2 separate regions of the Homo sapiens genome follow, and region 2 is linked to region 1. A link is a loop called in an ENCODE intact Hi-C map of the cell type or tissue named here. Cell type or tissue: HCT116. All regions are shown on one strand. Links, peaks and the distances in the headings refer to the core of each region. The heading gives the core; the rest is flanking DNA.

Region 1 (2,933 bases), core at 269-2,768:
TAATCCTGTCTGATGCAAGACATGTTATATTTTATAGTCTTACATGTTGTTAAAATTCTTCTGTTTCTTACACAAACGGTGGTAGAAAATAAGGCTAGCTAGAGAACTAGCTGTAAGAAAAGTTATAAACAAAAGCTTCCAGAATCATATATATTTTGCAACACATTTTAATATAATATTGAAAGACAAATGTTTTCTTTATGTTTAAGCCCTAATGCAATGCTTTCATTACCTTCTAGTTGCAAAAATTGGCTATTTACAGGGTATATATATACAAACACACTATTGAGGTGCAAATGTGAGTTAAAAAAAGAGCTGAGAAGGTGTTTGATCTGTTTAAAATGTGTTTAGACACAGCTTTGACTAAATCTATTCCTAGATTGTATTTAGACAGGGTTTACATTTGCATCTGGAACATTTAACCAGTTTGGAATACGTCATGCTTCCACTTCCTCCCTCTAGTCTTGACAAACATTGTTGATCAATTATAGTTTTCTTGCGTGTTGAAACAGTTCATGGGCTTAGACAGGTTCAATTCCCATCTAAGTTCATTTCTACTAATCAGTTGGTATTGACAAGTGAAATTAAACACATTTTCTGTTCCTCTTATTAAGTCTTAGACATTCTCTGTGTAGCCAGCAGAAAAACCCCTCATATTTTCAAAAACAACAAAACATGTGAGTAGACACCAAACCTTTGCTTGCTGACTCATGCCTAGCAATGGGCTGGGAATTTACCAGAGAGTGTTTCCTTTAGTCCATTTAATCCTCAGAAGAGTTTCAAATTTTACAAATGGAGAAATCAAGACTCAGAAATGGGATATTTTATCCCTTACAGCATAGCAGAAAGTATTAGAGATGCGTTCAAATTTTCTGCTTAGGAGGAGGTTACTGTAACATATCAGCTACACAACTCCTGCCTCAAATAATCACTTTGAGAACTCCTGATCTCTAAATTAGATATACATTAAATAAAATTAAATAAAATCTGTCAAAAAGAAACCAGCATCATCCAGCATGTGCCAGGCTATGTTTTTTTCTCATTTATTCTTTCTTTTCTTTAGGTTTAGAGAAACGACATCTTGTGTATTATCATCTGAAACGCTTTTGTTATATTTTCTTTTGTGTTTCAGAGAGCATTTCTTAAAATGGTGACTTTTGAGACTTTGAAATTGAGGATTAAAAAGGCCACTAACTTTAAATATTAGTAGACTACATCTAAGTTAATTAAATTAGGGTGAACTGTCTCTTTCAAAATAGGTTAAAGCATTGTAATTTCTTACAATGTCATATGATAAATAGGAAGACCCAATTAAAAAAACTCACCGAAGTTTATGACCCTAAGAATGTTGCTCTTAATTTATATTTTGCCTCCAACATTTGTTGCATCCTCTACACTTTCATGAAGACTGCAATAATGTGATCAGAGAGTTTTGTAATATTGACAAGAGGCAGTGTGAAAGTCATGAATATAAAAAGACTGCTTTGGGACAAAGTTAAAGAGAAATTGATGGCTTTAATAATGTCAGACAAAAGGCATTGGACAAGCTCAGTAGCATTTAAAATATTTATTAAACCGAGTCTGTAATTTTTCATAGGAAAGTTGCTTTAATGACAAAGGAAGTCATAATACAAACAGAACAATCCAGCTGCCGCTGTGAGTCAGCACTACTTCAGAGACATTTATATTCTTACCCTCAAGCTTTCTTAGAACCTTTTCGAACAGTTGCAGCTGTGTGAATAATTTGTGGAAGAGCCATGATAGAATTCTTCAAAAGAATACAAGATAATAGCATCAAGAAAAAGGAAAAAATAGTCAGTGCTTAGTTGTTTACTTACCAGTGACCTGACGATTCACCTTAAATTCATTTTTGTTTTCAGTTAGAATGAAGTCACTGTATTGGGTCAGTGATCCCTGCCTCTTGACTAAATTCAGGCTTCCAAAACAGCCAGTTATGCTGTCTCCATACTCTGCGGCAATAATGCAGAAACTTCTAAAGAAAGATCAGTGTATGAAAGTATGAAGAATGAGAAAAAAGTAAGACTTAGCCTTACAGAGATTTTTTTTTCACATTAGAATCTTTCTAATATTGGATTAGAAGCATCATTACATTAAATAAATTCTATTAGATTCTTCCTAATGTAGAGAGAAGTACTGGTCTAGTCTAATGCAGTTAAGTTGCTGTGGGCCTTTGAGAAATATATCTATCTACCCTTCCTTTTTTTTTCCTACTATCATCATAAGACACATCATGGTTTTCGGATGATAAATGTTTACAAGGATTCCATATAAACACCAAAGTTTCCAGAAAGAAAAACCTGTGTAAATGTAAATATACTTTATTTTATTTAGTTTCCTCCATTTTTCATTTCTACTTTTTTAAGTATCAGAACCTCACCTTCATTTCTAAATTTGTGTAATGTTAAAATGTACTAGTCTTATGTATTCTTAGAGCAATTGGTCATGTGTATATAGTATCTGATTATTTACATTTGATGCTCTAAGAACCATCAGATGAACTAAATAAAATTTTATTAGATTTGTTTGATTTATTTAAATGATGATGTCGTTTTTAAACTGAGCAATAGTTCAGTTTCCTTGAAAAGTTACATATATTTGAGATGCATTATTAATACTGCTCTGAAATACTATAAATGCACTAATTTATTTGACCTTTACTTTTAAAATATGATTTTTTTCCAGGATCTCTAATATGCCTTATACATTATAGCTAACAATCTAATTCATAATTTAATGAATGTGGATGCCAAGTAGTCAAATTCCAGTAGACACTTTTATAAAGACATATATTATATTATTAGGACCATATGAGACAATTTAAGCTAAGAATGTATTTTTTTTTCAATGCTCCACTTGGCTAGTTTCAACTCGAACCTATCACTCATTGGATGTGTAATATAGAAAAGAGAGCA
Region 2 (2,933 bases), core at 263-2,762, 910 kb before region 1:
TGGTCACAAGAAAACATTTGCTAACAACGTCAAAATTAATCATAAACAGGAGAATAGAGTTTCCTTTGTAGATGATTTTCTGTATTATCCTACTTGTAAAGGAGCCATAAAAGAAAACTGCTCACTAATTGTACATTAAGAAATTATCCCCTGAGTCCTCGTTAATTTCTTCTTGACAGGTTCAGTCACAGTTCCCATAAGATGTCAGAAAAGGTAAGTCAAAAATGAGAAAATGTCAGTTGTGTTCTCATAAATTTCTTTTCAATCAACTCTTTCGTAAATACCTCACTAACTCTATCTCATCTTCAACATTAAAAGGAAAATAAATGTGCTGTGTTGCGCTGTAAGCTTGGCTTATGAAAATAAATTCTCACTTAAGAGAGCTTTGTTTGTGTCATCTACACAGAAGGGACTAAGTGATCAAAATTTTGAGCAGGAATACATGGATAAAAAGTACTAATGAATACCAGGTGGATAAAAAGCACTAATGAATACCAGGTGTTTGATGAGATTCATTTTTTTTTCTTAAATTACGCAAGTGTCAATATACTGCCTACGGAAAAAAATGCTTTAATAACAGAACTATTCTACTCAGCATGGAAGTAACACACTAACTAATTTTCTATAATGACTAGCCCACTGGGACAGAACGATTTATAGTCAGGAGAAACCAGTATAACAAAAGAATAAATTTGGTTTGTCTGAATTGGACTTACTACTGCTTTTAGAATTTTTCTTCTAATCTTTGCAAATGAGATCTATATATCAATCGATCAATCTGTTTATCCTTCTATTTGATATATTTCTATTGCGCTAATATATCTTGCTTTCTTCTTTTTGAGGTATTCATTATCATCATTATTTAACACTCTGAAATTACTTTGAATGTTATAATGTACAGAATAAAAGTAATATAGGAGATAAAGTATGGGGAAAAACAAACACCTACAGTAATTTGAAAGTGTGGAATGTAAACATTTATAAGGTGGCACCAGATTAGTTGTTCTAAAAGAAAATAATTTTGCATAAAGTGTTGTGTGAGCATTGCTAATCGCCTCCTATTTCTTTTGCTCAGTTAAGACAGTTGAAGCAGGGAATATCATGGGGAGCGTATGAGGTGAAAAAATGCAATGCACTTTACACTAAAACTATGCTGAAAGTAAGTTTTGCTGAAAGTAAATTATTAAGAATTTAGAAATTTTTTAAAATAAAATTTGAAAAGCATAATATTAAATATTTTATTAAAGGACACTAAGCTTAGAAATAATGTAGCAAAAAAAGAAGATTTTTAAAAACTTTTTATATTAAAATAAACATGTTTTCTCTAGGATAAGTGGTTATCTAGTGAGATAATAGGAATGATAAAAAATTTTTGTCAATATTAAACAGCTAATATTCAAGAGCTTAGAATATATCTGTGTACATTTCAAATATAGCTCATCCTTAAAAGAATAAAACTACAAAATAATCTGGGAAGTTATTCAAGTCACCAATAGATGGCAGAAGGAATTTATATTTTGGGTTACTTTAAGGACTCTGCCAAGCTATTCCAATAATGCACTGAAAACAATGTTGACTTTAAATTGTTATATTTAACTTTAGTCAGCAACATTCATCAAAGTTAATTGTAAATTTATATACACACATATACATACACATCAATGTATCTATATATTCACGTATTATCTCTCAATTGCTGTGTAACAAATTACTTCAAAACTTCAGAACTTACAACAAACATTTAAACATTTATTATTTCACACAGTTTCTGAGGGTTAGGAATGTGAACATGACTTAGCTGGGTGGTTGTGGCTCAGCATCTCTCATGAAGTTGCACCAAGTTGTCAGTCGTGACTGCAGTCATCTGAAGACACTGGGCAATCTCTTTTCAAACCCATTCCTGTGGCTGATAGAAAGAGGCTTCAGTTCCCAGCTAGGTGGGTCTCCTAATAGGCTATACACAACACACGGATGCTGACCTCACCCAGAGTGAGGGATGAAAGAAAGAGAAAGAGAATGACAGCATAAGCAAGCAAGAGCCCAATGACAATCTCTGCTCAGTGTTTATAACCTAACCTGTAAATTACACAGCGTAACTTCTGCTTAATCAACTGGTTGCATAGACTTACTCGGTGTAAAATTTGGAAGAGGAACTGTACAAATTACAAGGTGGCAGTGGAGAGATGCATCTTGGGTGCTAATAGATATCTATATCCATATCTATATCTATATCTATATCTATCTATATCTCCTCTTCATGTTCAGTTTTGTTATTCTTATACCGCATTCAATATTTCTCTTTCTGTAATTGAAAATACCCTTTTCCATCTTTCTACTCACTAGATTTTTTTCTGTTCTTTTCTTACATTGATCATTCCTTTCTTTCTTTCCTTTCTTCCTTTTGATCAACACTTGCCATGTCCAACAAAAGTGAAATGAGCACATAAGCATAAATATGTAAGAAAAATCCTGGTTTCTTGAATAGAACATTTTTAAAACTTTTGAGAATAGAATGTCAGAGGAAACATTGTTTATTATTCATGGATACAAATGGGCTTTTCTCATCACCAAGGACAATATTTAACATAAAAGTCTTCCTGGATTTCTAATTTACTTCCAGTAAATTCATGACGATCTTCACCTAAGTGTCTGGACATGTCGGACAGGGTCACTTTAGAGTGAGGATAAGTTTTTTTGTTAGAGATAAAGTCATTTCTACAGGTAAAGTCAGCATGTGAGAATTAGGAGTGTAGGGACAGAGATGCAAAATTTTTTAAAGCGTCAACTAATGTAAAACTAGTTTTAACAATGTTTTTAAAGCAGAACTATGAAGTTGAAGGAGTAGTAATTAGAAACAGAAGGGGCAGAGAAAATGGAGAAGAAGAAAGACCTTAACATTTAAAATAAATAAATAAATTGAATTTGAAATATCT

Evidence for each region. Peaks named below come from ENCODE experiments on the same cell type or tissue, not always from the same donor. Only the 100,000 strongest peaks of a DNase experiment are listed, where the experiment ranks them.
Region 2: it touches region 1 in a loop (2.8-fold over the local background); 4 of 110 quality-filtered maps call a loop at or near these places.

The regions. Positions count from the first base shown.
Region 1 is chr4:161,553,531-161,556,463 of GRCh38, reverse strand. All of the region lies in intron 8 of FSTL5 (follistatin like 5), which reads left to right. Among named protein-coding and RNA genes, the nearest start is that of FSTL5-AS1, 470 kb to the left of the region's middle. RefSeq lists an enhancer at 596-705. In HCT116, for the core only: no CTCF peak of the experiment used is centred there; no DNase peak of the experiment used is centred there; H3K4me3 peaks cover 868 bases; H3K27ac peaks cover 1,862 bases.
Region 2 is chr4:162,460,729-162,463,661 of GRCh38, reverse strand. It overlaps LOC124900804 (a long non-coding RNA gene), which reads right to left. Exons shown (of 2, transcript XR_007058353.1): 2 at 1,729-1,906. Among named protein-coding and RNA genes, the nearest start is that of FSTL5, 300 kb to the right of the region's middle. In HCT116, for the core only: a CTCF peak has its summit at 1,523 (motif pointing right); a DNase peak (open chromatin) is centred at 1,471.